2 separate regions of the Homo sapiens genome follow, and region 1 is linked to region 2. A link is an interaction called in ENCODE POLR2A ChIA-PET data of the cell type or tissue named here. Cell type or tissue: HepG2. All regions are shown on one strand. Each heading gives the region's core, and the rest is flanking DNA. Links, peaks and the distances in the headings are about the cores only. Region 1 holds the start of NDUFAB1 (NADH:ubiquinone oxidoreductase subunit AB1). Region 2 overlaps EARS2 (glutamyl-tRNA synthetase 2, mitochondrial).

Evidence for each region. ChIA-PET counts read pairs that join two places held together with the same protein. Peaks named below come from ENCODE experiments on the same cell type or tissue, not always from the same donor. Only the 100,000 strongest peaks of a DNase experiment are listed, where the experiment ranks them.
Region 1: POLR2A ChIA-PET joins it to region 2 with 14 read pairs; 3 of 35 experiments call an interaction of 5 or more read pairs at or near these places.

The regions. Positions count from the first base shown.
Region 1 is chr16:23,586,859-23,602,594 of GRCh38, forward strand. It overlaps NDUFAB1 (NADH:ubiquinone oxidoreductase subunit AB1), which reads right to left and starts at 9,458. Exons shown (of 5, transcript NM_005003.3): 1 at 9,265-9,458; 2 at 339-461. The coding sequence starts at 9,432. RefSeq lists silencers at 7,194-7,370, 9,116-9,205. In HepG2, for the core only: CTCF peaks have their summits at 9,531 (motif pointing left) and 10,351; DNase peaks (open chromatin) are centred at 8,723, 9,493 and 10,353; H3K4me3 peaks cover 2,257 bases; H3K27me3 peaks cover 452 bases.
Region 2 is chr16:23,535,790-23,550,979 of GRCh38, forward strand. It overlaps EARS2 (glutamyl-tRNA synthetase 2, mitochondrial), which reads right to left. Exons shown (of 9, transcript NM_001083614.2): 3 at 8,725-8,914. It also overlaps the pseudogene SUB1P4. Among named protein-coding and RNA genes, the nearest start is that of EARS2, 14 kb to the right of the region's middle. RefSeq lists enhancers at 2,217-2,718, 2,719-3,218, 2,819-3,113. In HepG2, for the core only: no CTCF peak of the experiment used is centred there; DNase peaks (open chromatin) are centred at 1,852, 3,022 and 4,702.

The DNA.
Region 1 (15,736 bases), core at 5,610-13,609, 57 kb after region 2:
GCTGGTCTTGAATTCCCGACCTCAGGTGATCCGCCCGCCTCGGCCTCCCAAAGTGCTGGGATTACAGGCATGAGCCACAGTGCCCGGCCAGTTGTGTTTTTTAAAAAGGGTGAGAGATACATACATATAATATACACACGTGTGTATACTTCTTTAACATATGCATTGAGTACCTTTGGAAACATACATGAAACTGGTAGCGCTGGCTATCTCCCAGAATGGGCCTGGGTGTCTGGGAGCCAGGGAGATTTTTACTGAGTATCTTTCCCTTTGCATTTTCTAGCATGTAATTAAATACTCTATATTTAAAGAAAAAAATTCAAACCACCATCAGTTACCTTCTCTGGGTCAATCTTGTCATAGAGTTTCAATACGTAAAGAACACGGTCCTGGATGCCCTCTAACGTCAAAGGAGGCATGTCGCTATACTGGCGGCACAACTGTGTAACTCTACCAGGAACCTAGAGCGACGGCAGGAAGGAAACACTGTCATTGAATGGAAAATACCTCTAAATCAATGCACAAGCCTATAGGTAACTTTCACAGAACTTTCGGGGCTTTAGAGAACCCACAGCATCTGATTCTCATTGTGGCCACCAGGACACACTAAGTTGCAGGACTGGGTAATCGCAGAAGCCCCAACAGTTCAGCAGCATCTCAGGCCTCCTTCCTGGGAGTCAGGACCGGCCCCTCTGCCTCCTGGCTTCAACCCTCAGGCTCTGGACATTCATACTGCTCTGCGACACTAACTGCCACTAAAATTGTCTAGCGTCTGCAGAATGCCTGTGTCTTCTCATGGCATCTTCAGCATCCCGAGGCCTCTACAGGGTGCTGCCACCTTTAATAGGCTGACCCAAGTCAAAATAACCCAAAAGGAAAGAGCTGTCATGGTAAACCCAAAGGCAATTCAAATTGAGGACCATACACCAGAAAGGTCTAGTTTGGTTCCAGCAGTTATCTCCCTGATCTCAGCCAGGACAAAGGAAGCTGGCCTCCCACCCAAAGAGGGGATGAGGGAGCTTACAGTCACTACATTCCAATCTGTTTCCCTTCCAGCGAGGCTTGCCTCATGGCCACCAGCCAAACCATGAGCCCTTCTGGCCTGTGCCATGTTAGAGCAATACCTCACGTATCTCTGGTATTAGTCGGCTCAATGTTTAGGTATTAGGGTATTGACCAGATTTCATTCAACAAATGTGGAATGAGCTGCAATTACAGGTCAGGGGGTTTAATGCTGTGGAAGGTACGACGCAGAATCAGAGAAAACAAAACAGGGTATCTGGCAGTTTTGCTCACTACTGAAATCCCTAATCTGGCTAGTCGTGGTGGCTCACGCCTATAATCACAACACTTTGGGAGGCCACGGTGAGCAGATCACCTGAGGTCAGGAGTTCGAGACCAGCCTGGCCAACATGGTGAAACCCCGTCTCTACTAAAAATACAAAAATTAGCCAGGCGTGGTGGTGGGCGCCTGTAATCCCAGCTACTCAGGAGACTGAGGAAGGAGAATCGCTTGAATGTGGGAGGAGAGGTTGCAGTGAGCCGAGCCTGCGCCATTGCATTCCAGCCTGGGCGACAAAGCAAGACTCCGTCTCAAAAAAAAGAAAAAGAAAGAAATCCCTAATCTAAATTGGTTTGTTTACCTCCTGAAGTTGATTTTAAGTCCGAGGCTTGGCGTTCTTCAGGCATTTCCCTATAGAAAGTGGGGCTGCTTGTTAGGGCTCAGGTCCCTGAAACTCACAAAGGTCCATGAAAAATCATAATAAATACTGCCCAGAGAACCAAACCAGTATAACCTCTGTAGAAGAAACATTCATCTTGCATAAAGAACAGGTATTGGGCCGATGTGTGTCTCACACCTGTAATCCCAGCACTTTGGGAGGCCGAGGTGAGCCAATCACTTGAGGCCAGGAGTTCGAGACCAGCCTGGCCAACATGGTGAAGCCTCGTCTCTACTAAAAATACAAAAATTAGCTGGGCGTGGTGGTGTGTGCCTGTAATCCCAGCTATTCAGGTAGCTGAGGCATGAGAATTGCTTGAACCCAGACAGAGGTTGCAGTGAGCCGAGACTGTGCCACTGCACTCCACCTTGGGCCACAGAGCGAGACTCTGTCTCAAAAAAGAAAAGAAAAAGAAGTCAGTTATTAAAATCAGGTTTAGGCTGGGCGCAGTGGCTCACACCTGTAATTGCCACACTTTGGGAAGCCGAAGCAGGCGGATCACGAGGTCAGGAGTTCGACACTAGCCTGACCAACATGGAGAAACCCCGTCTCTACCAAAAATATAAGTTAGCTGGGCGTGGTAACATGTGCCTGTAATCCCATCTACTCAGGAGGCTGAAGCAGAAGAATCGCTTGAACTTGGGAGTCGGAGGTTGCAGTGAGCCAAGATCATGCCATTTACACTCCAGCATGGGTGACAGAGTGAGATTCCGTCTCAAGAAAAAAAAAAAAAAAATCAGGTTTAATCAGCAAACTAAAGAGATGAGTTGGAGAGTATGATAGATATTCTAACGAGCCTTTCTGAGTACTTTCAAGAGTTTTAGAGCATGTTTCTTTGTCTAAATGTCTAGTCTCCTTTCGTATTATACATGGGTTAAGGAGACCTTTTATACAGGCACATGACCGGCCTACTTAACAATGACTCAAATAGGTTTCCAAGTCACAAATAAAATGGAGAAGAAAGGAATAAAGAGAAAGGGGGAGAAGAAATGAGGTAATATGGCAATGGCAGAAAAGAAATTTCAGTTGGAGGGATCTAACAGAGGCTGTGTGCTTATCAAGAAATGGTACGAGGCCAGGTGTGGTGGCTCACGCCTGTAATCCCAGCACTTTGGGAGGCCAAGGTGGGCGGATCTCTTGAGGTCAGGAGTTTAAGACCAGCCTGCCCAACACAGTGAAACCTCCATCTCTACTGAAAGTCCAAAAATTAGCCGGGCATCGTGGCGTGTGCCTATAATCCCAGCTAATCAGGAGGCTGAAGTGGGAGGATCACTTGAACCTAGGAGGCAGAGGTTGCAGTGAACTGAGATCATGGCTCTACACTCCAGCCTGGGCGGCAGGGTGAGACTCTGTCTCCAAAAAGAAAAAAAAAAAAAAAAAAAAAAAGAAATGGTACGATGCCAGGTGTGGTGGCTCACGCCTGTAATCCCAACACTTTGGGAGGCCAAAGTGGAAGGATCGCTTGAGCCCAGGAGTTCCAGACCAACCTGGGCAACAAAGCAAGACCCCTGGTGAGGGTATATTCTATGTTCGTACACAACTACCCATGAGGCCAACTAGGTTGTCAGCATTGTCCTCAGCAGCTCCAGCAAGTACCTACAAGGGCCAGGTGGGCACCATGTGATTAAATTAAACGAGTCTCTGACTGGAGGCCACATGCCAATCTAGAGTGGGTGCTGCATCAGGATCAGCGTGAGGCAGTAAGTTAGTGGGCAAGAGCTCAGACGCTGAAACTAGACCACCTATGCCTGCACCATGGTGCTGGCTCTCACTAGTTGTTTGGCCTTGGGTGGGTTACTTAACCTTCTACATCTCAGTTTCCTCATCTGTAAAATGGGGATAAACAACAGTACCACACTCACAGGACTGTTGTGAAGCATCAGTGAGATGAAGTAAAGGCTTGGACATTGGCTGGCACTTAACACAGTAAGTGCTATTTAGGGTTATTTAGTAGGATCCTGAGAACAATGACCAGCAGCAGCTAGTTTGATACCTTGGCTGTAGCGTAGCCCCAAAATACTTGATCCTACTACCCTCTCATGCTCCTGCCTCTGGTCTCTTTTTTTTTTTTTTTTCAGACAGAGTCTCACTGTGTTGCCCAGGCTGGAGTGCAGTGTTGTGACCTTGGCTCACCACAACTTCTGCCTCCCAGGTTCAAGTGATTCTTATGCCTCTGCCTCCCAAGTAGCTGGGATTACAGGCGTGCACCACCATGCCTGGCTAATTTCTGTATTTTTAGTGGAGATGAGGTTTTACCATGTTGGCCAGGCTGGTCCTGAACTCCTGGTCTCAAGTGATCCACTCACCTCAGCCTCTCAAAGTGCTGGGATTACATGCATAAGCCACCACGTCCCGGCCTCCATTAATTTCTTATCAGCTCAGGCTATGATATTGCACTTTACACACATCATCTTTCTTCAGCTCTCCAGTATTCTGGTGAGATCCATGATACTATCACCCTCCTTTTTACAGATGAGAAACTGAGGCAAGGGAAGGTTAGGTATCCTCCTCACCCCATGTCCTTCCAGCATGGCCTCCTGGAAGGTCTTGCTGCTCCTTCTAACTGGATCTCTGTTGATTGGGAAAAAATAAAAGGGATACAAAATGGACAAGCACCTCCCCAACAGCCAACATGTGATGTTTCTGGTGTTAGTTGTTCTTCCCCAAGATCTACACTTAACAAGTATATGGGAAATAAACCACCTCTCCCAGACATCAGAGAAGGTACTGTTTGCAGGTAAAGAGTGATGACCCTCTGGGCTAGTAATTCAAACAGATGAGGTTCCATCAGAATCCCGGTACTCCACTGGGGCTCACTTCTGCCTGAGGCAAACTCAGAGGAGGCTAAGGAGAGGGCTTTAAAGGCCGTCTCTACAAACTGCCGACTGGTCCACTCTACACAGGCAGCCCAGACCTCTCAAACTCAACAGTTTGGAAATGAACTCCTGACCTGTCTCCAAAACTCCTGCTTACAGACCTCTGTTCCTTCTCCGCCACCTGGGGCTTATTCCTTCAATAAGCCCTGTTTCATGTTCACTCCCTATGACCTTTGCAGAGAATACCCACAATTCCTCGCTGCAGCATACAGCTCCCTTCATGATATGCTCACTCTCTTCCCCCCAACAATGTTCCCTTCCAGACACCCTAAGAGTCAACCACAAGGAGGTAAGTGCCAGGCTCTTCCTGGCCTCTGCACAGGCCTTCAAGATCACGTTCACTGAGAGATTGGTCAAGTATCTCTTTTTGCTTTTGCACTACACACACCTGTTTCACAATGCCTTGCCTTTATTTACACGACTGTCTCAGAAGCCTGGGAACTTTACCTGTGTGCCAAGAACTGTGCAATGGGCTGGAAATGCAAAGATGAATAAGACACAACCTTCCCCCAAAAGAAGCTTACACTCTAATGGAAAAGACCAATCCACAGATCATTTTAGTTGAAATAAAAATATGGCAAGCACCATGACAGAAGTATCTGTAGGCTGATGCAATAACAAAAGTTGTCACTCAGTCCTTGAGTGGCCGGAAAGGAGGATGCCAGACTTGGATTTGGTGAGGAAAAGAGCTGAGACTGATAATTCAAGGAGAGGGAAGAACAGGTCAAGAAAACGAAATGAGGTCAGGCGTGGTAGCGCAGGCCAGTTATCCCAGCTAGTCAAGGGACTGAGGCAGAAGGATTGCTTGAGCCCAGGAGTTTGAAGCTGCACTGATATATGATCATGCCACTGCACTCCAGCCTAAGTGACAGAGACCTTGTCTGGAAAAAAAAAAAAAAAAAAAGTCATGAAAGTGCAGTGCCTGTGTCTATGTGAGAAGACATCAGCTCATGTTGGGAGATGGTACACAGATGACAGGCTTGGAGGCTAAGAGGGAGGGCCCAGGTCTGCAGAGCCTTAAGGGCCATGGGAAGGGACTGGGACTTTGTCTGGTCCTGGTCCCAGTCCTGGAATAGCTAGCTTTTTTTTGTACAAGTGCTGTCTTCATCTGCGTACCATGCCCCATAGAACTGCTGGAAATTATCTTTGTGCTCCATCTGCTAGACAGTGTAGATTCGGGGCCTACCTGGATCAAGTATAAGACTTCCAGGCTGCATTTTAGGCCATTGCCCTTGGTTTTTGTTTTTTTGTTTTTTCCTTACCTTCTATTTTATATCATCTGGTATTTTTATACCCAGGAAAACTGCCTTAGCTCCTTTTGGGAAAAAGGGTGTAAATGAGTGACTAGTTGCTCTGAAGTTGGCATAGTGGATGGATTTGAGGAGAGGAAATTTCACAGCAGGGAATAGGTAGCATGAGCAATGGTCCAAATGAGATGAACAAGGACTGGAGGCGGAGGTCTGGGATATACAGCAATAACAGAAACCAGGAGTGAAGAGTCCAGGGAGCATGTGTGGTAAGAGAACTCGGGAGCCCACCAACATTTAAGGGTTAGGCACACCAGGTGTGATGGCTCATGCCTGTAATCCCAGCACTTGGGAGGCTGAGGCAGGAGGATTGCTTGAGCCCAAGAGTTCACAACTAGCCTAGGCAACATAAGGAGATTCCGTCTCTAAAAAGAAGACAGACATCAAAAAATTAGGGGTGGTGGCTCATGCCTGTAGTCCCAGCTACTCAGGAAGCTGAGGCAGGAGGACCATTTGAGTCCAGGAGGTCAAGGCTGCAGTGAGCCACGATCATGCCACTGCACTCCAGCCTGAAAGGCAAAGTGTCCCAACAAGGTAGGAGGACAAACCAACCAAGGGAGAACAGTGTCACAACAGCCTAGGGAAGAAGACAGCAGCAGAGAAGGAGCCAGCAAGTTGGACATAAGGGCTGCAAAGCGTTCAATGAAGATGTAAGCTAATGTCTTCCTTTTGTATCCATCTCTGTATCTCTCAACAGCTAGCATGAGTCCTGGCACACAGCTGGCCCTCAATATCTTTGAATGAACTTAGTCAAAACCACTTTGTAAATATAAATAAAATGGTTCCTCTGCTATATATGCAAGCCAAGCCGCCATAGTGGAACATTTCTGAGCTCCTTGCCATTCAAAGCATGGTCCAAGGAACACCCGCAGCAGGATCTTCTGGAAGCCCACTGGAGGTGGAAACTCTCTGGCCCCTTCCCAGAACTGAATCAGAATCTGTATTCCAGCCTAAGTGATCTGTATGTCCAATCAACTGAGAATCAATGCTGTAAGAACAAAGACAGTCACTTCACATTTTAGCCCAATGTTGAAATCAATCTTAGGAACCAGACACTCATCAATTCTAACTACTGCCTTTTTAACCCTTATTTATTTATTTATTTATTTATTTATTTATTTATTTATTTATTTATTGAGATGGAGTCTGGCTCTGTCGCCCAGGCTGGAGTGCAGTGGCACGATCTCGGCTCACTGAAAGCTCTGCCTCCCGGGTTCATGCCATTCTCCTGCCTCAGCCTCCCGAGTAGCTGGGACTACAGGCGCCCGCCACCACGCCCGGCTAATTATTTTGTATTTTTAGTAGAGACGGGGTTTCACCGTGTTAGCCAGGATGGTCTCCATCTCCTGACCTCGTGATCCGCCCGTCTCGGCCTCCCAAACTGCTGGGATTACAGGCGTGAGCCATCGCGCCTGGCCTTTAACCCTTAATTTCAAGGTGACACTTTTCACCTTTTGATACAGCCAACAGGGCAGTGCCCAATGAATGAATCCATTACACTGTCAGTGAACAGCAACACTGGCTTCACAAAAGAAACACTTGATGACTTCTAAAAATAGTCGCCTAGTACTCACTTCTAGATTCTGTCGATCTGGCACGGGCTGGCTGGCTTATTTAAGACGGTCTGCCTCCCAGACTGGAGTGCAGTGGCATCATCTCAGCTCCCTAAAACCTCTGCCTCCTGGGTTCAATCGATCCTCCCACCTCAGCCTCCTGAGTAGCTGGGACTACAGGCGCGTGCCACCACGCCCGGATAATTTTTTGTATGTTTAGTAGAGACGGGGTTTCACTGTGTTAGCCAGAATGGTCTCGATCGCCTGACCTCGTGATCCGCCCGCCTCGGCATCCCAAAGTGCTGGGATTACAGGCATAAGCCACCGCGCCCGGCCTAATTTCTGTATTTTTTGTAGAGACGGGGTTCCACCATGTTGCCTAGGAGGGTCTCAAACTCCTGGGCTCAAGCGATTCGCCCGCCTCGGCCTCCCAAAGTGCTGGGATTACAGGCGTGAGCCACCACGCCTGGCCAGACACACTTATTTTTCACACTAACATGCAGTCAAGGTTGAAACCACTATTACCTGAAGTCTATGACTTTGAAAAGGGGTTTCATAACTTGACCTTGGGAGTCTATCCTACCTTAAGACGGTTATTTTTATTCCCAACTGCACTTCAGAGTCATCTGGAGAACTTAGAAAACAACAAAAAAAAGGCAGGGCGCGGTGGTTCACGCCTGTAATCCCAGCACTTTGGGAGGCCGAGGCGGGTGGATTGCGAGGTCGGGAGTTCAAGACCAACCTGGCCAATATGATGAAACCCCGTCTCCACTAAAAATACAAAACTTAGCCGGGCATGGTGGCGGGCGCCTGTAGTCCCAAATACTCGGGGGGGCTGAGGGAGGAGAATTGCTTGAACCTGAGAGGCGGAGGTTGCCGTTAGCCGGAGGTTGCAGTGAGCTGAGATCACGCCACTGCATTACAGCCTGGGTGACAGAGCGAGACTCTGTCTCAAAAACAACAACAACAACACCGAAATCACTGCCTCCCGGCGTTTCAGCCTCACGCAGATTTCATCAGCTCAAGCTATATACTACAGGTACAGTCGTTCCTTGGTATTTGCGCAGATTGGTTCCAGGACCCCCGACTATACCCAAATCCCCGCACACTCACGTCCCGCAGTCAGCCTTGCAGAATCCGCTTATAGGAAGAGCCTGCCCTCCTTATACGCGGGGCGGCACATCCCGTAAATACTGGTCGCGTTTGGTTGAAAAAAAATCCGCATATAAGTGGACCCGCGCAATTCAAATCCTTATTGGTCAAAGGTCACTTGGCTTGTTTCCTAGAATTACTTCCAGGAGTCCTGGACACAGGCAGAAGGTGCTGCAGGGAAGAGTAAGGACAGAACTGCAGAGAGAAAACCGCTCTGGAGAAGGCTGTAGGCCAGTGTGGCTGCCTCTTTGCATGCTGCTTTCACTACAATACGGTGACCGCTATTTTGAGACCGTACGAGGTGCTCTAGCCGCATTAACTCATCTAATCCTCATTGCTACTCCGCAAGGTAGAGACCAGGATCCCAATTTTGCAGGTGAGTGTGAGCCAGGCTAGGAGACTTGTCCAAAGTTTCGGTAAGCGGCAGCCCAGCAGTGCTGGACTCGAGTCAGTGCTCTTGCTCGTTATTACGAGGTCACCCGGCCTCCCGTCAGGGGTCAACTAAACACCTTTAGGCAGCGGGGCTGCGGAGCGAGCCGGCTGCCCCCCGGGTCACCCCTGCCTGCAGCTGGCGCGCCCCGGATGCCCGGCCCCCACCCCCACCGGGCCCAATCCCTGACCCTTGCCAAGCGGCAGCAAAGTCACCACGAGTCACCTGCGCGAGCACTAAGGCCGGCTGCAAAGTCCCGAGCCTCGTCTGGGTCCCCGCGGAGCAGAGAGCGGTGCTGAGAGGCCGGGCCACGGCCAGCATCCGGACCCGGGGCAGCGGCGCAAAGGCCGCGGGCAGGCGGCTGACATAGGCTGAAAGGACACGAGACGCCATGGCTACGCCAACCCAGGATGCACTGCGCCGCCGCCTCCGGACCAGGGTTCCTTTCCGGCGGCGCGCAGGCGACGCACACGGCAGCGCTGTCGGGCACCGCCGGCGGTGGCGGCCCCTGGCGGCTCCTGGAGGCACTGCGCCCTCGGAGCCCATCCAGGTTCGGGGACGAACAACTGCTTGGTGTCACAACTAAACTGTGCAGACGTCGCCGTCTTTCCCTAAACGACACGGCACGAGAAACCTACTTTCATTTTTTATCTGAAAGTTCTGAAATACATCTGTTTAAACGTTTGGGGCCGGGTGCGGTGGCTGACGCCTTTAATCCTAGCACTTTGGGAGGCCAAGGTGGCAGGACTGTTTGAGCTCAGGAGTTCAAGACCAACCTGGCCAACACGGCAAGACTCCGTCTCTATTACAAAAAAGATTAAAAGAAAAAAAGGACAAAGTTTTGATTCCACAATTCTTCCACAAGTATTAACATTTATTGAATAGGTAAAAAAATATATATAATAATGTGAAAAAATAATCAATTTCAATACCTAAGACTAATAAATGTGAGAATTACGATTAAAACAATATACATGTTTTAAAACTTGACAGTGTATAATATAGCTGTCAGGTCCACGACTATGCCAACTGTCATGCCCACAGCCAGGTTCCAGCCCATATCGAGGTCTGAGGGGAGTGGGTGGATGAACAGATAGCTGAAAGAACACTCAGGGGACGGTAGGCAGGTGAAAGATGATTTTATTCAGCAGCAGCTCTCATCAGCAGCTTACTTACACTAGTTCTCTCACACTGTCTGCCTTGTCTCAGCTGCTTAGTCCCATGGCTCCCCCACACAACTGCGAGGCTGGCTCTCCCTTGCCTTCAGGGTCAGCAGCTTAACTCTCTCTCAGCTGTGATCTGGCTCCCCCTGTCTGTCTGCAAAGACTGACAGCTCTGGCTCTCTCTTTCTCTGGGCACGAACGCCTGTACAGTATCAGCAGGGCAATTATACCTTTTACAGAAAATAGTGGCTTAGAGCCAAGTGATGACCTTCCCATGTTATGCCTACATGGCTGTGATAACAAGTGGAGTTATACGCCTCTGTCTAAACTTGCTGAGTCACGCAGGATGTAAACATCTTACCTTGGCCTATCCTTGACCAAAGCACAGCCATGTTCCTTACAATAGCTAACAAAAATAGGTAAGCGAGGGAGGAGTTTAAGAAGGCTAATTCCTATTTCTAAGCAGGGAGCTAAAGGATATTGACTGAAATGGAAACACACGGGATAATGACTCCAAATTCTGAAATCTGCCTGAATGAATGATCCAATAATGTCACCAGTTTTACCTCAATTTCTTTTTATTTTTGTTAAATCCAAGTAAAATAAAATGTAATGGTATGCTGCCAGGCGCGGTGGCTCATACCTGTAATCCCAGCACTTTGGGAGGCCAAGGTGGGTGGATCACGAGGTCAAGAGATCGAGACAATCCTGGTCAACATGGTGAAACCCCATTTCTACTAAAAATACAAAAATTAGTTGGGTGTGGTGGTGCGCGCCTGTAGTCCCAGATACTCAGGAGGCTGAGGCAGGAGAATCGCTTGAACTTGGGAGGCAGAGGTTGCAGTGAGCCGAGATTGCGCCACTGCACTCCAGGCTGGCAAAAGAGCAAGACTCCATCTCAAAAAAAAAAAACGAAAACAAAAAAAACATAGTTTCATCCCACTGTTGTAAAATAATTTCTATTTATTATAGCATTCCTTTAAAACTCGAGTGTCTGGGGGCCAGGCATGGTGGGTCAAACCTGTAATCCCAGCATTTTGGGAGGCTGAGGCAGGTGGATCACCTGATGTCAGGAGTTTGAGACCAACCTGGACAACATGGTGAAACCCCGTCTCTACTAAAAATACAAAAATTAGCTGGGTGTGGTGGCAGGTGACTGTAATCCCAGCTACTCAGGAGGCAGGAAGCTGAGACAGGAGAATTGCTTGAACCCGGGAGGTAGAGGTTGCAGGGAGCTGAGATCGCGCCATTGCACTCTAGCCTGGGCAACAAGAGTGAAGCTCCATCTCAAAAAAGTCTCAAAAAAAAATTGAGTATCTGTTACGTACTAATTGTTGAGGCTGCAACTGTGAGCAAGCCAGACAGGCAAGCCTGGTTCAGTGGCTCACCTCCGTAATCCCAGCACTTTGGGAGGCCAAGGGAGGTGGATCGCTTGAGCCCAGGAGTTTGAGATCAACCTAGGCAACACAGGGAGACCTTGTCTCCATAAAAAATTTAAAAAATTAGCCAGGCATGGTGATGCATGTCTGTGGTCCCAGCTGCTTGGGAAGCTGAGGTGGGAGGACCAATTGAGCCCAGGAGGTCAAGGCTGCAGTGAGCTATGATCACACCACTACACTCCAGCCTGGGCAACAGAGTGAGACTCTGTTTCCCAAAAAAATGTAGCTCTTAGCTTAGGAAGAACCTAATCCTACTAAGTTCACAATTGGGGCCATCTCTTCCCATGACCTATCTAGTCTTTCAGTGTTACACGTATGTATGTATATATGTATGTATGTATGTATTTATAGAGATGGGGTTTCACCGTGTTAGCCAGGGTGGTCTCAAACTCCTGACCTCATGATCTGCCCGCCTCGGCCTCCCAAAGTGCTGGGATTACAGGCGTGAGCCACTGCACCCGGCCTCAGTGTTACATTTAATCCTTTTGGTAAAACATAACAAATCATCTCTTATTTAAATAATTTGGGAGAGCTACTTTTCCCTTCAGCAAACAAATAAAGACAAAATATCAGCCTACATGGCCTGTAGGGTAAAAGTCCCAATATTAAGATCACATCCTTAGCAGATGAGGAAGAGTTAAAAGACAACACCGGTGCTTTTCAGTAACATTCCCATCAAAGGATGGATAAGCATAAAAGCTGTCAGCTTCCCAGCACAAACTATCCCACCAACCCACCATGATCGCTCCCTCTGCCAGCCCATTTGCACGGTAGTCTCATCCCCTCTTATTCCCAATGGGACCTTATACCACCAGTTAGCTCTTCTTCCCTACATCTCAAAGGTCTCTCTTCTGGCTCTTTCTCCTGAACCCATAAACACATCAAAGTTCCTCTTAGCCTAAAAACAAAGTAAGAGGACCCTCCGCTGACCCTTTATAGATCTCTAATACCATTCCTCCTACCTTTCATAGACAAGCTGTTACATGTGGGGAAAAGCAAGAGAGATCAGATTGTTACTGTGTCTGTGTAGAAAGAAGTAGACATAGGAGACTCCATTTTGTTATGTACTAAGAAAAATTCTTCTGCCTTGAGATTCTGTGACCTTACCCCCAACCCCGTGCTCTCTGAAACATGTGCTGTGTCAACTCAGAGTTGAATGGATTAAGGGCGGTGCAAGATGTGCTTTGTTAAACAGATGCTTGAAGGCAGCATGCTCCTTAAGAGTCATCACTACTCCCTAATCTCAAGTACCCAGGGACACAAAAACTGCGGAAGGCCACAGGGACCTCTGCCTAGGAAAGCCAGGTATTGTCCAAGGTTTCTCCCCATGTGATAGTCTGAAATATGGCCTCGTGGGAAGGGAAAGACCTGACCGTCCCCCAGCCCGACACCCGTAAAGGGTCTGTGCTGAGGAGGATTAGTAAAAGAGGAAGGAATGCCTCTTGCAGTTGAGACAAGAGGAAGGCATCTGTCTCCTGCCTGTCCCTGGGCAATGGAATGTCTCGGTATAAAACCCGATTGTATGCTCCATCTACTGAGATAGGGAAAAACCGCCTTAGGGCTGGAGGTGGGACCTGCGGGCAGCAATACTGCTTTGTAAAGCATTGAGATGTTTATGTGTATGCATATCTAAAAGCACAGCACTTAATCCTTTACATTGTCTATGATGCAAAGACCTTTGTTCACGTGTTTGTCTGCTGACCCTCTCCCCACAATTGTCTTGTGACCCTGACACATCCCCCTCTTCGAGAAACACCCATGAATGATAAATAAATACTAAGGGAACTCAGAGGCTGGCGGGATCCTCCATATGCTGAACGCTGGTTCCCCGGGTCCCCTTATTTCTTTCTCTATACTTTGTCTCTGTGTCTTTTTCTTTCCTAAGTCTCTCATTCCACCTTACGAGAAACACCCACAGGTGTGGAGGGGCAACCCACCCCTACAGTTACACTTTTTCTTTTTGTCATTGTTTGAGACAGAGTCTCGCTCTGTCGCCCAGGCTGGAGTGCAATGGTGCGATCTTGGCTCACTGCAACCTCTGCCTCCTGGGTTCAAGCGATTCTCTGCCTCAACCTCCCGAGTAGCTGAGACTATAGGCGCCTGCCACCACTCCCGGCTAATTTTTGTATTTTTAGTAGAGACTGGGTTTCACCATTTTGGCCAGGCTGTCCTTTCTGCCCAGAATATCCGTTGCTTCTGCTTTGACCTACTTATCCCGCAAGGCTCAGCTAAATTGCCATCTCCCATGAAGTTTTTCTGGGACTCCTGGGTTGTCCAAACTGCTCAGCCTTGAGCTTCCATAATAGCACCTGGAACATATCCCTTAAATTTTTTTTTTTTTAGCTTCCTTTTTTTTTAATTAGAGTCTCGCTCTGTTGCCCAGGCTGGAGTGCAGTGGTGCAATCTCTGCTCACTGCAATGTCTGCCTCCCAGGTTCAAGCGATTCTCCTGCCTCAGTCTCTCGAGTAGCTGGGATTACAGGTGTGTGCTACCACACCCAGCTACTTTTTGTATTTAAGAGACAATGTTTCACCATGTTGGCCAGGCCGGTCTCGAACTCCTAACCTCAAATGATCTGCCCACCTCGGCCTCCAAAGTGCTGGGATTATAGGTGTGTGCCACCGTGCCGGGTCTGAAACATACCCCTTAAATTTAAAGTACAGTCCTGACTGCTTTATGCGACAGTCTCTCCCACTAGACTGTGTACTTCTCAATGGCAGAGGTCTCACAGCAATGATTTACATACCTACTGTGTCAAGCAGATGCTCAGTTTGTGCAACCATTACTGACTAGAATTACTTTGTGCCTTAGTTTTGTTGACTCTTGTTATTATCAAGATAATAATACAGGTTTCTCAAGGTTCATGAGTAAATTAAATCTTTACAAAAAGTTCTCCAGTATCTATGATACACTAGCAAATAATTTGAGGTTAAAAATTGTGGGTATAGAATTTGTAAAAGAGGCTGGGTGTGGAGGCTTACACCTGTAATCTTAGCATTTTGGGAGGGGATGCCACAGTGGGTAGATGGCTTGAGCCCAGGAGTTCGAGACCAGCCTGGGCAACATGGTGAGACTCTGTCTCACAAAAAATTTTTTTTTAATTAGCTGGATATGGTAGCCCATACCTTAGTCCTAGCTACTGGGGAGGCTGAGGTTGGAGGATCGCCTGAGTGTGGGGAAGTTGAGACTGCAGTGAGCTGTGATACCACTGTACTCCAGCCTGTGCAACAGAGTGAGACTGTCTCAAAGAAAATATAATAGACATCCTTTGAAAAAGAAAATTAAAAAAATACCAGAATTTGTAAATGAGCAAAAACTACAGTATGATAAAAATGTATCTTTTTTTGTGTGTGTGATCCACCCACCTCTTATGATCCACCCGCCTCAGCTTCCCAAAGTGCTGGGATTATAGCACTGCACCTGGCCAAAAATGTGTCTTTTTTTTTTTTCTGAGACAGAGTCTTGCTCTGTCCAGGCTGGAACGCAGTGGTGTGATCTCAGCTCACTGCAACCTCCGCCTCCCGGGTTCAAGTGATTCTCCTGCCTCAGCCTCCCGAGTAGCTGGGACTACAGGCGTGTGCCACCATGCGCGGCTAATTTTGTGTATTTTTAGTAGAGATGGGGTTTCACTGTGTTAGCCAGGATGGTCTTGATCTCCTTACCTAGTGATCTGCCCACCTTGGCCTCCCAAAGTGCTGGGATTACAGGCGTGATCCACTGCGCCCGGCCCAAAAATTTGTCTTTAAAAAATATAATCTTCTTTGGCTGGGCACGGTAGCTCATCCCTGTAATCCCAGTACTTTGGGAGGCCGACGTAGGCAGATCACCTAAGGTCAGGAGTTCCAGACTAGCCTGGCCAACACAGTGAAACCCTGTCTCTACAAACAATATAAAAATTAGCCGGGTATAGTAGAGCATGCCTGTAATCCCAGCTACTCAGGAGGCTGAGGCATGAGAATCACTTGAACCTGGGAGGCGGAGGTTGCAGTGAGCCCAGATCACCCCACTGCACTCTAGCCTGGGTGATAGAGGGAGACTCCGTTCTAAAAAAAAAACAAAAAACAAAAAACCAAGAAAAAAAAGAGCGGCAGTGGT
Region 2 (15,190 bases), core at 103-8,102:
GAAGAGAAAGCCACAGGAGGAAAATCCCTTCTTAAAATTTCCCACTGCCCCACTTCTGTCCTCTTTGGATGTTGTCCTGTAAGGGGAGCATGCTTGGACCTGCGGCAGCTACTTGCAACTGCAGGAGGGAAGGCAATGAAGTCAGAGAGAAGCCAAAATAGAGCCCTGGTGTCTCTACACTGCTAGTCTCATCCTGGAGTCACCCACCTCCAGCCTTGTGCAGAATCAAAAGACAAATGTCTATGATTGATGCCCTGGCTACTGAAAGTGTGGTCTGTGGGCCCCTAGCATCAGCCTCTTGGGAGTCTGCCAGAAATGCAGACTCTTAGGCTCCACCCCAGACCTACTGAGTCAGAATCTGAACATTAACTAGGTCCCCAGGTGATCCATCTGTGAGTTAAAGTATCGTTTGTCCCTTCTAACAGGGTATTCCACTAACTGCACCCAAAAGCGTTCTGAGACACAGATGGAATGCTTGTAAGGTTAGTCTTTGCCACAGCTAAGTGTTCAATCAATCAATAAATGGTGCACAGGGCTGGACACAGTTGCTCACGTCTGTAATCCCAGTGTTTTGGGAGGTCAAGGTAGAAGGACAGCCTGACCTCAAGGGTTCAAGACCAGCGTGGGTAACATAGCAAAATCCTGTCTCTTATTTAAAAATTTAAAATACCAGCCTGGGCAACATAGTGAGACTCTGTCTCTACAAAACAAAACAAAACAAAATCAGCCAGGTGTGGTGGTGCATTCCTGTAGTCCCAGCTCTGTGGGAGGCCAAGGTGGAAGAATCACTGGAGCCCAGGAGGTTGAGGCTGCAGTAAACTATGATGGCACCACTGCACTCTAGCCTGGGTGACACAGCGAGACCCTGTCTCAAAAAAAAAACTTTTTTTTTCTTTTTTTTTTTTTTTTTTGAGATAGAGTCTCGCTGTGTCACCCAGGCTGGAGTGCAGTGTCGTGACCTTGACTCACTGCAACCTCCACCTCCAGGGTTCAAGCAATTCTCCTGCCTCAGCCTCCTGAGTAGCTAGGATTACAGGTGCCTGCCACCACAACCGGCTAATTTTTATATTTTTAGTAGAAATGGGGTTTCACCACGTTGGTCAGGCTGGTCTCGAACTCCTGATCTCGTGATCTACCCGCCTCGGCCTCCCATAGTGCTGGGATTACAGGTGTGAGCCACCGTGCCCGGCCAAAAAAGAAATTTTTACAAATGAGTCAGTTGCACATGAGTGAACAGGAGGGTGTTCAGCTGCAGAAGCAGGGCAGCATTATGTCTGAATCAAAGGAACTTGTTTCTTCAAGCTCTTCTGGCAGGAATTCTGACAGTGAGTTTGACAAAAAGTTAAAGAAGAAAAAGTAAGTTGCTCCAGAAAAACTTGTAAAGGAACAAAAGACTGGCAAAACTTTGGGAGCTCTGTCATCTTCCAAACAGAGCAGCGGCAGTAAACATAATAACATGTTTATTTTCTTTTTTAAATTTCATATAGAGATGGGGTTTCACCATGTTGCCCAGGCTGGTCTCGAACTCCTAGTCTCAAGTGATCCACCCTCCTCAGCCTCCCAAAGTGCTGTGATTAGATTACAGGCCACTGTACTCAGCTGATAACATGTTTCAGATTGGGAAAATGAGGTACCTTAGTGTTTGGGATGTTAAAGGGGAAGTGCTAATTGATGGTATTAGAGATTATTGGATGGATCTCAAAGGTTAAATAAAACCAGGAAGAAAAGGTATTTCTTTAAATCCACAGCAATGGGGCCAGCTGAAGAAACATTCATTCATTCATTCATTTACTGAGACAGGGGACAAGGTCTCACTCTCGTTGATCAGGCTGGAATGCAGTGGTGCAATCATGGCTCACTGCAGTCTTGACTTCCTGGGCTCATGTGATTCTCTCATCTCAGCCTCCCGAGCAGCTAGGACTACAGGTATGCACGACTATACCCAGCTAATTTTTTGTATTTTTAGTAGAGACAGGGTTTCTTTCTTTTCTTTTCTTTTTCTTTCTTTTTTTTTTTTTTTGAGTCAGGGTCTCACTCTGTCACCCAGGCTGGAGTACAGTAGAGTGATCACAGCTCACTGCAGCCTAGACATTCCCAAGGGTAAAGTGATTCTCCCACCTCAGCCTCCCAAGTAGCTGGGACTACAGGCGTGCACCACCATGCCTGGCTAATTTTTGTATTTTTTTTAGTAGAAATGGGGGCTCACCATGTTGCGAAGGCTGGGCTCTAGCAATCTGCCCACCTTGGCCTCCCAAAGTGCTGGGATTACAGGCATGAGCCACCGCACCTAGCTGGAACAGATATTCTAATCGATACATTGATGATGCAGTAAGAAAACTGTAAAGTCTGAGCCATACAAAACCTACACTATCCTAGTTGGGTTTTTTTGTTTTTTGTTTTGAGATGGAGTCTCGCTCTGTCACCCAGGCTGGAGTGCAGCGGCGTGATCTTGGCTCACTGTAGCCTCTGCCTCCCAGGCTCCCAAGTAGCTGGGATTACAGGTGCACGCCACCATGCCCAGCTAATTTCAGCAGAGATGGGGTTTCACCACGTTGGCCAAGCTGGTCTCGAATTCCTGACCTCAGGTGATCTGCCTACCTCAGCCTCCCAAAGTGCTGGGATTACAGGCGTGAGCCACCGTGCCTGGCTTCTAGTTGTATTAATCTGTCTTTTTACATTGGCTTCTGTTTTCTAAATGTTGTTCTCCAAGCTGTCATATGTTTGGATTACAGAACAACTTGTAAGATGAATACTTGTTTTAAATGTGCATTATTGAATATGTTCTGTCCAAGTGCGGTGGCTCACTCCTGTAATCCCAGCATTTCGGGAGGACAAGGCAGGAGAACTGCTTGAGCCCAGGAGTTCAAAACCAACCTGGGTAACGAGACCTTGTCTCTACTAGAAATTTAAGAAAAAAAAAGAATTAGCCGGGCATGGTGGGTACATGTGTGTAGTTCCACCCACTTGGGAGACTGAAGCAGGATTGCTTGAGCCCAGGAAGTCAAGGCTGTGGTGAGTCATGATTGCATCGCTCCAGCCTGGGTGACACAGCAAGACCCTGTCTGGAAAAAAAAGTCCTAAGGGAAGCTAACTGTCAGCTTTATTAAGAAGGATTGCTTTGTACCTACCACCTAATGTAAAATAAAACCAAGTAATACATTCTCAACAGTTATGGCCCCCCTCCTTTTTTTTTTTTTTTTTTTTTTGAGACAGGGTCTCATTCTGTCTCCCAGGCTGGAGTGCAGTGGCACAATCTCAGCTCACTGCAACCTCCATCTCCCTAGTTCAGCTGATTCTCCTGCCTCAGCCTCCTAAGTAGCTGAGATTATGGGCACACACCACCAAGCCCAGCTAATTTTTGTACTTTAATATAGATAGGGTTTCACCACGTTGCCCAGGCTGCAGTTGTGTCCTTTTTTTGCTCATAAGAGCTAGTACTGTTTAAGGCCCAAAGTAATAGTTTTTACAGATCTTTTAGTTTCAACTAAGCTTTTACAATAGAAAGGACTTGTATTGCATTGAGTTTATAAACTTTTGGTTTGTGAAATCCATACTTGATCTGTTCTTTTCCAACCAAATGTCTAGGCTTGACTTTTCCACCCCAATGACATTTCACTTTATTAAATATTAGCAGATATACTTTGATAACCAACACAGCTTGTATGAAAACTGAGCAAGTGTCCATCATGACCCATAGGGTTCTGGGTAGTTGTTACCTTACTGTTTAGTCCACAAAAAATAACGACTTAGATAAGCTGTCTGATTTGCTTTCGCTTATTAAACACGTTCACCATGAGATGATGTGTGTAACATCAGATACCGTTAAATTAGACTAGGATTTAATACAAATCCTGAAAGCTTAAAATAAATAAATAAATAAATGGCTGCAAGGATTCCACAACAGGGCATGACTATAATTTAACAAAAAAAAAAAATCTGTTGGCCAGGCATGGTGGCTCATGCCTATAATCCCAGCACTTTGGGAAGCTGAGGTGGGAAGATCGCTTGAGTTTCATACCAGCCTGGGCAAAATAGGGGAATTCCATCTCTACAAAAATTTAAAAACTAGCTGTGTGCCAGCCGGGCATGATGGCTCACACCTATAATCCCAGCACTTTGGGAGGCTGAGGTGGGTGGATCTCCTATGCTCAGGAGTTTGAGACCAGCCTAGGCAACACGGAGAAACCCCGTCTCTACCAAAAAATACAAAAAAAATTTGCCGGGCATGGCGGCACACACCTGTGGTTCCAGCTGTTTGGGAGGCTGAGATGAGAGGACTGCTTGAGCCCAGGAGGCAGAAGTTGCCTTGAGCCAATATCACACCACTGCACTCCAATCTGGGTGACAGAGTGAGACCCCATCTCAAAACAAAACAAAACATAACACTCTGTGTGTGGTGGTACATGGCTGTGGTCACAGCTACTTGAGAGGCTGAGGATGTAGGATTGCTTGAACCCAGGAGATTCAAGGCTGCAATGAGCTGTGATCATGCTACTGCACTCCAGCCTGGGTCACAGAATGAGATGAGAAAAAAAATATTCTGTCAAGAGACAAATACATTGTTTATAATAAAAAGGCAATGTCACCGTAAACGTCATGACCTTGGCCAAACAGCTGAGCCCTTGACCAAATAGTTCACTGGAACTGCAATGTAAATGTTACAATGCTATTGCAGATGGGAGTGTAAACAAGTAAAGGGCCAGCCACTTGGCAGTATCCATCAAAGCTACAACTCGACTCTGCAATTCCACCTCTAGGAAGGTATTCAGCAAACATACTGCACAAGTGCAAAATGACATATGTCAACATTAGTCATCACAGCTCTCTTCTTTTATAACCAAATATTAGAAATAACATAAAGGTTTGGGCTGAGCGCAGTGGCTCATGCCAGTAGTCCTAGCACTTTGGGAGGCCGAGGCAGGTGGATTGCCTGAGCTCGTCCTAGCACTTTGGGAGGCCGAGGCAGGTGGATTGCCTGAGCTCAAGAGTTCAAGACCAGCCTGGGTAACACGGTGAAACCCCGTCTCTACTAAAATATAAAAGAAAATTAAATTAGCCAAGTGTGGTGGCATGCACCTCTAGTCCCAGCTCCTCAGGAGGCTGAGACAGGAGAATTGCTTGTATCCAGGAAGTGGAGGTTGCAGTGAGCCAAGATCACACCACTGCACACCAGCCTGGGCAACAGAGCAAGACTCCGTCTCCAAAAAATAAATAAATAAATAAATAACATAAAGGTTTATTAAGGCCGAGTGTCGTAGCTCATGCCTGTAATCCCAGCACTTTGGGAGGCCACTTGAGGATCACTTGGGCAGATCACTTGAGGTCAGGAGTTTGAGACCAGCCTGACCAACATGGTGAAACCCCATCTCTACCAAAAAAATACAAAAATTAGCAGGGTGTGGTGGCGGGCACCTGTAATCCCAGCTACTCGGGAGGCTGAGGCCAGAGAATCACTTGAACCTGGGAGATGGAGATTGCAGTGAGCCAAGATCTTGCCACTGCACTCCAGCCTGGGGAATAGAGCAAGACTCCATTTCTAAAATAACACAACATAACATAAAACAAAACAAAACAAAACAAAAATAAATGTTTGTTAAGACGAAACTGATTAAGTAAATGAAGTTATATCCACAAATGGAATATTATGCATTATTATGGACTGATATCTGATCCTCAAGATGGTAAGCGGACATGGTAAATTGCACCACATAGCATGTACATAGTACATTGCATGCTACCATGTGAATAAGGAAAAAGAGAAAATAATATGTACTTATAGGTATATGTACTGAATGTCTCTGGAGGAGACATAAGAAAATTTTAACACTGGTTATCTCTGGAGAGCAGAATTGAGTGGCCAGAGTCAAGATTGGAAGAGAGTTCTTTCAATATATATCTTTGTGGATCTTCTTTTTTTTTTTTTTGAGACAGTCTCCCTCTGTCACCCAGGCTGGAGTACAATGGCACAATCTCAGCTCACTGCAACCTCCACCTTCTGGGTTCATGCGATTCTAGTGCCTCAACCTCCCAGGTAGCTAGGATTACAGGCGTGCACCACCAAGCTCAGCTAATTTTTTTTTTTTTTTGGAGATGGAGTCTTGCTCTGTTGCCCAGGCTGGAGTACAATGGCATGATCTCAGCTCACTGCAACCTTCGCCTCCCAGGTTCAAATTATTCTCCCGCCTCAGCCTCCCAAGTAGCTGGGATTATAGGCACCCGCCATCATGCCCAGCTAATTTTTGTATTTTTGTAGAGATGGGGTTTCACCATATTGGCCAGGCTGGTCTTGAACTCCTGACCTCAGGTGATCTGCCCACCTCGGCTTCCCAACGTACGGGGATTACAGGCATGAGCCACCACTCCAGGCCTAATTTTTGTATTTTTAGTAAAGATGGGGTTTCACCATGTTGGCCAGGCTGGTCTCGAACTTCTGACCTCAAGTGATCTGCCCACCTCCGCCCTCCCAAAGTGCTGGAATTACAGACGTGAGCCACCATACTTGGCCCTTTGTGGACCTTTCATTTTTCTTTTTTTTTTTTTTTTTTTTTGAGACAGTGTCGCTCTATCGCCCAGGCTGGAGTGCAGTGGTGCAGTCTTGGCTCACTGCAACCTCCACTTCCTGGGTTCAAATGATTCTCCTGCCTCAGCCTCCCGAGCAGCTGGGACTACATGCGCACCACCACGCCCAGCTAATTTTTGTATTTTTAGCAGAGACGGGGTTTCACCACATTGGCCAGGCTGGTCCTGAACTCTTGACCTCGTGATCCACCCACCTCAGCCTCCCAAAGTGCTGGGATTACAGGCGTGAGCCACCACGTCCGGCCTGTGGACCTTGCTCATTAAAAATAACAAATAATTAAAATTACTTTACACATTACTTTCTGAGACCAAATCTTGGCTTCTAACATAGCCCCAGTCATTCTCGCCTTCTGGTGTTTCTGTCCTTGTGTAGTCCCCTCCCCTTGAGTGTGGGCTGGGCCTAGTGACTTTTGTCTAATGAACAAAAATAATGCCAAATATGCCTAATCTGAAATGCTCCAATGGTCCAGGTGCAGTGGTTCACGCCTGTAATCCCAGCACTTTGGGAGGCTGAGGTGGGAAGATTGTTCGAGTTCAGGAGTTTGAGAACAGCCTGGGCAACATGGCGAAACCCTCTCTCTATTAAAAACACAAAAATTAGCCAGGTGTGGTGGCATGTGCCTGTAGTCCCAGCTACACAGGAGGCTGAGGCACGAGAATCCCTTGAACCCGGGAGGTGGAGACTGCAGTAAGCTGAGATTGCACCACTGCACTCTAGCCTGGGTAGCAGAGCAAGACTCTGTCTCACCAAAAAAAAAAAAAAAAAAAAGTCAGGTGCAGTGGCTCACATCTATAATCCCAGCACTTTAGGAGGCCAAGGTGGGAGGATTGCTTGAGGCCAGGAGTTCAAGACCAGCCTGGGCAACATAGTGAGATCCCCATCTTTATGAAAAGTTTAAAAAAAAAAATTAGCCAGGAGTACAGTCCTAGTTACTTGGGAGGCTGAGATGGGGGCACTGCGTGAGTCCAGGAGTTGGAGGCTGCAGTGAGCCAACATCACACCATTGCACTCCAGCCTGGGTGACAAAGTAAGACCCTGACTCTATGAAAAAAAACAACAACAACAACAACAAAAAAAAAACCAAAAAACCTGATCTGGCTGGGCACGGTGGTTTACGCCTATAATCCTAACACTTTGGGAATCTGAGAAAGGTGGATCACCTGAGGTTGGCCTGGCCAACACAGTGACACCCGTCTCTACTAAAAATACAAAAATTAAATGGGTGTGGTGGCGGGCACCTGTAGTCCCAGCTACCCAGGAGGCTGAGGCAGGATAACTGCTTGAACCCAGGAGGCAGAGGTTGCAGTGAGCCAAGATTGCACCACTGCGCTCCAGCCTGGGCGACAGAGTGAGACTGTCTCAAAAAAAAAAAAAAAAAGCCACAACTGATCTGACATTTGAAACCTTTTGAGTGCTGACATGATGCCATAAGTGGAAAATACAACACCCAAACACATGTGACAGGCTACAGTCAAAATAGTCAAAACTTTGTTTCGTGCACAAAATTATTTAAAATATTGCATAAAATCACCTCCAGCCTATGTGTATAAGGCGTACATGAAACATAAATGAATCTCATGTTTAGACTTGGGTCCCACCCCCAAGATATCTCATTATATATATGCAGATATTTCAATATGCAAAAAATCTGAAATCCAAAACACTTCTGGTCCCAAGCGTTCCAGAGAAGGAATACATAGCCTATAAAACAAAAGTGGTGAGAAGTTGCTTCCACAACTAGGTAGACTCCAGCTCGTACGTGCTCACTCTCTCCTTGGCTGGCTTTGAGAAATGCTGGCTGCCACGCTGTAAGCTGCTCTATGGAGAGGCTCGCATGGCAAAGAACTGATGTCTCCAGGCAACAGCTAGCAAGGACCTGAGGTTGGCCAATAGCCTTCTGAGAGGAGATGGAAGTAGATCTTCCCCAAGCTAAGCTTTAAGAGAACTCCAGGACTGGCTAGGACCTGTAGTTGCTTGTGGCTTTGAGAGAATCCCTGAGCCAAAGAAACAGGTGAGGCCACGCTCAGATGCCTGACCCACAGAAACTGAGAGGTAATACATGTTTAGGGGAATTTCTTACGCAGCACAAGGTAACAAACACACCCAATGTTGATGAGGCATCTGCAACAAGCTGAGGTTCTTACCGGGGCGTCTGGTGGTTCCGCAAGGCCTCCTTCTTCAGGAGCTCCAGCCGCTGGGGTGAGCAGAAACAGGGGTAAGCAGCTCCGGTCTTCAGCAGCGCTTCTGTGGCCTGGGCATACAGCTCCAACCGCTGAGATTGCTGGTAGGGCCCAGCAGGACCGCCCCGGCGGGGGCTCTCATCAGGCGGGATGCCTGGAACACAGGGAATAATGACAGCTAAGGTGCACACAGCGCTCGTTCTCAGGCATTGCTCTAAGCACTTTATGCACATATTAAAGCTTTAATCCTCATAACAATCCATGAGGTTGGCATTAGTACAATGTCCTCCCCGCCGCCTTTTTTTTTGAGGCAGAGTCTTGCTCTGATGTCGCCAAGGCTGGAGTGCAGTGGTGCAATCTTAGCTCACTGCAACCTCCACCTCCCAAGTTCAAGCGGTTCTCCTGCCTCAGCCTCCCGAATAGCTGGGATTACAAGCATGTGCCACCTCACCCAGCTAATTTTTGTATTTTTAGTAGAGACAGCGTTTCACCATGTTGGCCAGGCTGGTCTTGAACTCCCGACCTCAGGTGATCCACCTGCCTCGGCCTCTCAAAGTGCTGGGATTACAGGCGTGAGCCACTGCACCCGGCCCAATGTCCCTTTTAGAGATGAAAAGTTAAAACACAGAGAGGTGAAGCACTCAAAGTCGCATGGGCTCATGGACTAAGGAGCAAACGGAGGTGTACGGGCTCCAAAGTCCACATCCCTAATTGTATGTCCTCTCAATCCCTGATGGGATTCCCTGGAGAGGGAGAAACAAGCCCAGGCCTGGGAACAGCTGACTTAGGAGAAAAAAGCATGGTTCAGAGAACAGCCCATCAGGCCCTGGTGGGACTCATGGCTCTGCCACTTAGTAGCTGTGACAAGGGATCCTGAGGTGCTACCAACGTGTGAGCACCAGGGTGCTGAGTGCCATAAAAGACACTTTTCCCTGAAGCCTCAAACCCACCCTACCAGGTAGGTGCGGTTATTCCCCCACTCTGTGAGGACACTGAGGCACAGAGATGCTTTGTCACCTGGCCGAGTAGAAGGGGCACGATCAGCTTCAAACCCAGACTAATGGGCACCGGAGCCGATATTCTTAACCACTCATTACACTGCTGTTTGTGTTACTTAGCCTTTCTTTTTCTAAGAGATGGGGTCTCACTCTATCACCCAGCTGGAGTGCAGTGGTGTGATCATAGCACACTGCAGCCTCGAACTTCCGGGCTCAAGCCACCCTCCTGCCTCAACCTCCCGAGTAGCTAGAACTACAGGTGCACATCACCACATCTGGCTATTTTTTTAGTAGAGAGCGAGTCTTGCTGTGTCACTCAGGCTAGGGTGCAGTAGTGCAATCATAGCTCACTACAGTCTCCAATTTCTAGGCTCAAGTGATCCTCCCACCTCAGCCTCTCGAGTAGCTGGGATTATAGGAATGTGCCACCATGCCCAGCTAGACTTAATCTTTCTAAGCCTCAGTTTCCTCTTTTGAAAAGTGGAGCTAGCAGCCTCCTGTGCAGAGGGAATTGTGAGAACAAATGTGTCAGTGCTTATAAGCACTTAGCCCAGTGGTGTATATTTAGGACAGTTTCAATATATGCTATAGAATAGATTAAATATGATCTACTGTAAGCCAAACCCCAAACCCAAAGTCCAATTCCCTCCGATTACATAGGATAAATTTCATTATGAATGCTTTCAGGAGAGGGCACAGGGACACAAGAACTGGAAGATGGTGTTTCTGCCCTCAAAGAGCTTTCAAAGGAATTGGGAAGATAAGGACATTGTTCACCTTGCTACCCTCAATGCTAACACAAACTGAGCTGAGTGGGCCTGGGTTCAAACGTACCAGCCAGCTCAGAGATCTTGGGCAAGTCATCTTTCTGGGCTCTGGGTTCTCATCTGTCAAAGAAGGAAACAAGTAGTAACTTTCTCATGAGGATCATCATGAGACTAGAGTAAGATGATCTAAGTAAAGTACTCATCAAGTGGCCTGTGACCGGTGCTCTCTATGCTTTGGTATTTATGTATTTATTTATTTGAGACAGGGTCTCACTCTGTTGCCCAGGTTGGAGTGCAGTGGCACGTTCTCGGCTAATTGAAGCCTCAACCTCTCAGGCTCAAGTGATCCTCCCACCTCAGCCTCCCAAGTAGCTGAGACTACAGGTACATGCCACCAGGCCTGGCTAACTTTTTTTAAGTTTTCTATAGAGACAAGGTCTGCCTATGTTGCCCAGGCTGGTCTCAAACTCCTGGGCTCAAGTGATCCTCTTGCCTCGGCTTCCCAGTGTTGGGATTATAGGCGTGAGCCATGGCACCCAGCCATCTGTGATTATCAGTGTTACTTGGCTCCCTCTCATGGGACCTCCATTTCTTCATTTGTCAGAAAGGAGGGCTAAATCGGGTAAATTTGGGGGGATCCCTTCCTGATCTAATGCTAAACAAGTCTCTTTAATGTGGTATCTTGGAATGCCCCAGGGTTTAAGAGGGACTCCCCTAGGAGAACTGAAAACATGTTAACTTAAACTCTGGCATGTAAATGTTCATAGAGTTTTATTGGACAGCCAAAAACCAGAGTAACTAAAATGCTCATTCACTAGTGATGAATAAACAAAATGTGGTATAACCATATGATGAATATTATTTGGCTATAAAAAGGAATGAAGCATGATAGCCCACAGATGCGCTTATGGTAAGTGAAGGAAGCCAGTCACAGAAGGCCATATATTATATGATCTCATTCATATGAAACGTCCAGAAGAGGCAAATCCATGGAGGCAGAAAGAGATCAGTAGTTGCCAGGTGGTAGGAGAGGGTAGAATGGAAAACAACTGCTAATAAGGAAGAGTTTCTTTTAGGGGTGATGGAAATGTTCTGGAATTAGTGGTGACGGTTGCGCAACACAGTAAATATATTGAAAACCACTGAATTGTACACTTTGATATGGTAAATTTCATATCATGTGAATTATATGTCATTTTTTTTTCCCCGAAGACAGAGTCTAGCTCTGTCACCCAGGCTGGAGTGCAGTGGCACGATCTCGGCTCACTGCAACCTCCACCTCCCGGTTCAAGCAATTCTCCTGCCTCAGCCTCCTGAGTAGCTGGGATTACAAGCATGTGCCACCACGCCCAACTAATTTTTGTATTTTTATTAGAGACAGGGTTTCAACATGTTGGCCAGGCTGGTCTGGAACTCCTGACTTTGTGATCCGCCTGCCCAGACAAGAGCCACCCCATGTGAGAGCCACCACGCCTTGCTTATATGTCATTATTTTTAAAAGGCTGGGCATGCTGGGTCATGCCTGTAATCCCAGCACTTTGGGAGGCCGAGGTAGGTGGATCATTTGAGCTCAGGAGTTCGAAACCAGCCTGGGCAACATGGTGAAACACCGCCTCTAAAAAAATAATAATAATAGCCAGGCGCGGTGGCTCACGTCTGTAATCCCAGCACTTTGGGAGGCTGAGGCGGGCAGATCACGAGGTCAGGAGATCAAGACCATCCTGGCTAACACAGTGAAACCCCGTCTCTACTAAAAATACAAAAACAAAATTAGCTGGGCTTGGTGGCAGACACTTGTAGTTCCAGCTACTCGGGAGGCTGAGGCGGGAGAATGGCATGAACCCGGGAGGTGGAGCTTGCAGTGAGCCGAGATCGCACCACTGCACTCCAGCCTGGGCGACAGAGCGAGACTCCATCTCAATAAATAAATAAATAAATAAATAAATAAATAAATAAATAAAATGAAAAAAATTAAAAAAGAAAGAATGACTCCCAAAGTAAGGTGCTCCAGAAGTCAGCCACCATGAGGTGCCTGAATACCTGCCCTCTGCCTCGCCAAAACACCAGGGTGGGGGACAAGCTCTGGGCTGCAAGCCTCATTCTCACAATGATGCTGCCCCAGGAATTCCACGAGGGTGGGACCCGCCACCATCACCGTTGTTCATCACTGTATCCCTCATGCCTGGCGTGGTACCTGATAAGTAGCAGATCCTCTGTGAAACTGAAGCCTTCATCTTGGTCTGTGAGGCACCATGTAATCTGGCTCCTGGAAAGCCTTTTTTTTTTGAGACAGGGTCTCACACTGTCGCTCCAGGCTGGAGTGTAATGGCATGACTGACAGGAGACAGACAAATTCCTAGGCAGTCAGGGACAGGTCCCTGGTGAAATCTGACTTCTAAGCCAAAGACAGCCTGAAAACCAAACTGTCAAGTCAGGATAGAGTCCATGACTGGAGTGAGAACTTGTTTCCCTGTCTCACCCACTCTCTCGATTGGTTCCTTCCGGATGATGTTTTAACCAACTGAATGGTCCTTTTTCCAAGACCACTCATGGACCAATCGGCAGGCATGCCCCCATTCTAAGCCCATAAAAATGATAGACTCAGCCTCACAGATGGCTACCACTTTCAGGGTCCCCTCTCGCAGTGGAGAGTTTCCCTTCTGTCATTCAATAAAATTCTTCTCTGCCTTACTCACTCTATGGTACCTGCACACCTCATTCCTCTTGGTTGCAGGACAAGAACCCAAAACTCGCCAAGCTGCGGGTGACGGGAATAAAAGAGCTGTAACACGCTCCCGCTCACCAGACTACAGGAGAAAGAGAGCTGTAACACGCTCCCACTCACCAAGCTACAGGAGTGAAGAGCTGAGACAGTGCTGGGGACTCAGATCTCAGGACTCCCCAAACAAGAGCTATAACACCCCTTGGAGCTCCACAACTGATGGTATTTCCCAAGTTTTTGGGTGCCACCATGTTCCCCTCATCTAGATGCCAGCACCCAACACAGAAGCCACTCGTGGCACACCCAGTCCAGCCATGGGCTGAGTGTGGAGCCATGGCAGGTGTGGGATCCAAGTGGGCATGAGCCAAGTGCAGCCTGCTGGGCCAAATGGGCCCAGAAGGCCCAAGCGAGGCCCCGACAGAGGTGAGGGCAGCTGCAGAGATTTCTGGCTGGCAAAGTGGCACTGAAGGAATTCTGTAACATGATCACAGCTCACTGCAGCCTCAACCTCAACTTCCCCAGGCTCAGGTGATGCTCCCACCTCAGCCTCCCAAGTAGCTGGGACTATAAGAGTGCACCACTACACCTGGGTAATTTTTTGTAGAGATGAGGTCTCACTATGTGGCCCAGGTTGGTCTTGGACTCCTGGGTCCAAGTGATCCTCTCTTCTTGGCCTCCCAAAGTGCTGGGATTCCAGGCGTGTACCCCTGTGCCCGACCTGGCAAGCCTTCTATCCTCACATCCCTGGTCATTCTGCTCACTATGGTTAGACCAAGCTGGTCTTTTTGATGCTCCTCAAATACATCTAGAACACTCCTGCTGTGGGGCCTCTGCATTGGCTATTCTTTTTGCTTTGAACATTCTTCCCCCAGGTCACCACGGGGCTGGCTCCTCACTTCATGCAGGTCTCTGCTCCAGCATCACCTCCTAAGAGAAAACTGCCCTATCTACAAGGGCATCCCTCGCCCTAGTTTCTAAGCCTGTTACTCTTTTCTCCATACTGGTTATTATCATTTAGTATCCTATGAAGAATGAATTAGGAGCCAGGAGCGATGGTTCATGACCGTGATGCCAGCACTTTGGGAGGCCGAGGCAGGAGAATTAACTTGAGGTCAGGGGTTCAACAGCAGCCTGGGCAACATAGCAAGACCCTACCTCTACAAAAACATAAGTTAATAAAATTAGCTGGGCATGGTGGCACACAGCTATGGTGCCAGCTACCCAGGAGGCTAAGGTGAGAGGATCCCTTGAGCTCAGGAATTTGAGATTACAGTGAGCTGTGTTTGAACCACTGCGCTCTAGCCTGGGCAACAGAGCAAGATTTTGTTTGTTAAAAAAAAAAAAAAAGAAATAATTAATCCACTCATCTGTCTTTTCCCTTGGCACTAAGCACATGGTCTTTTTTTTTTTTTTTTTTTTGAGACAGAGTCTCACTCTGTCACCCAGGCTGGAGTGCAGTGATGCAATCTCGGCTCACTGCAAGCTCCGCCTTCCGGGTTCACGCCATTCTCCTGCCTCAGCCTCCTGAGTAGCTGAGACTACAGGCACCCGCCACCACGCCTGGCTAATTTTTTGTATTTTTAGTAGAGATGGGGTTTCACTATGTTAGCCAGGATGGTCTCGATCTCCTGACCTCGTGATGCACCAGCCTCGGCCTCCCAAAGTTTTGGGATTACAGGCGTGAGCCACCACGCCCGGCCAACCATTTTATACTCTTTAGGAATCCAGAGTTTAGTGAGTAATTTACCTGAGATTAGAACACACATCTCAAAATAGTCTTGGGGTTTTTCTTTCTTTTTTTTTCAATCTCTAGACTAGCAGAGTCTTGGTATTTTTCCTTGGGAATCTCCCCTTTCCTAGTCACACCCGTCCATACAGGTAGACAACTGTCGACCCATGAAAAGGAAACACACTCCTCTTTGTTCTCCCTGACCTTAGCTGTC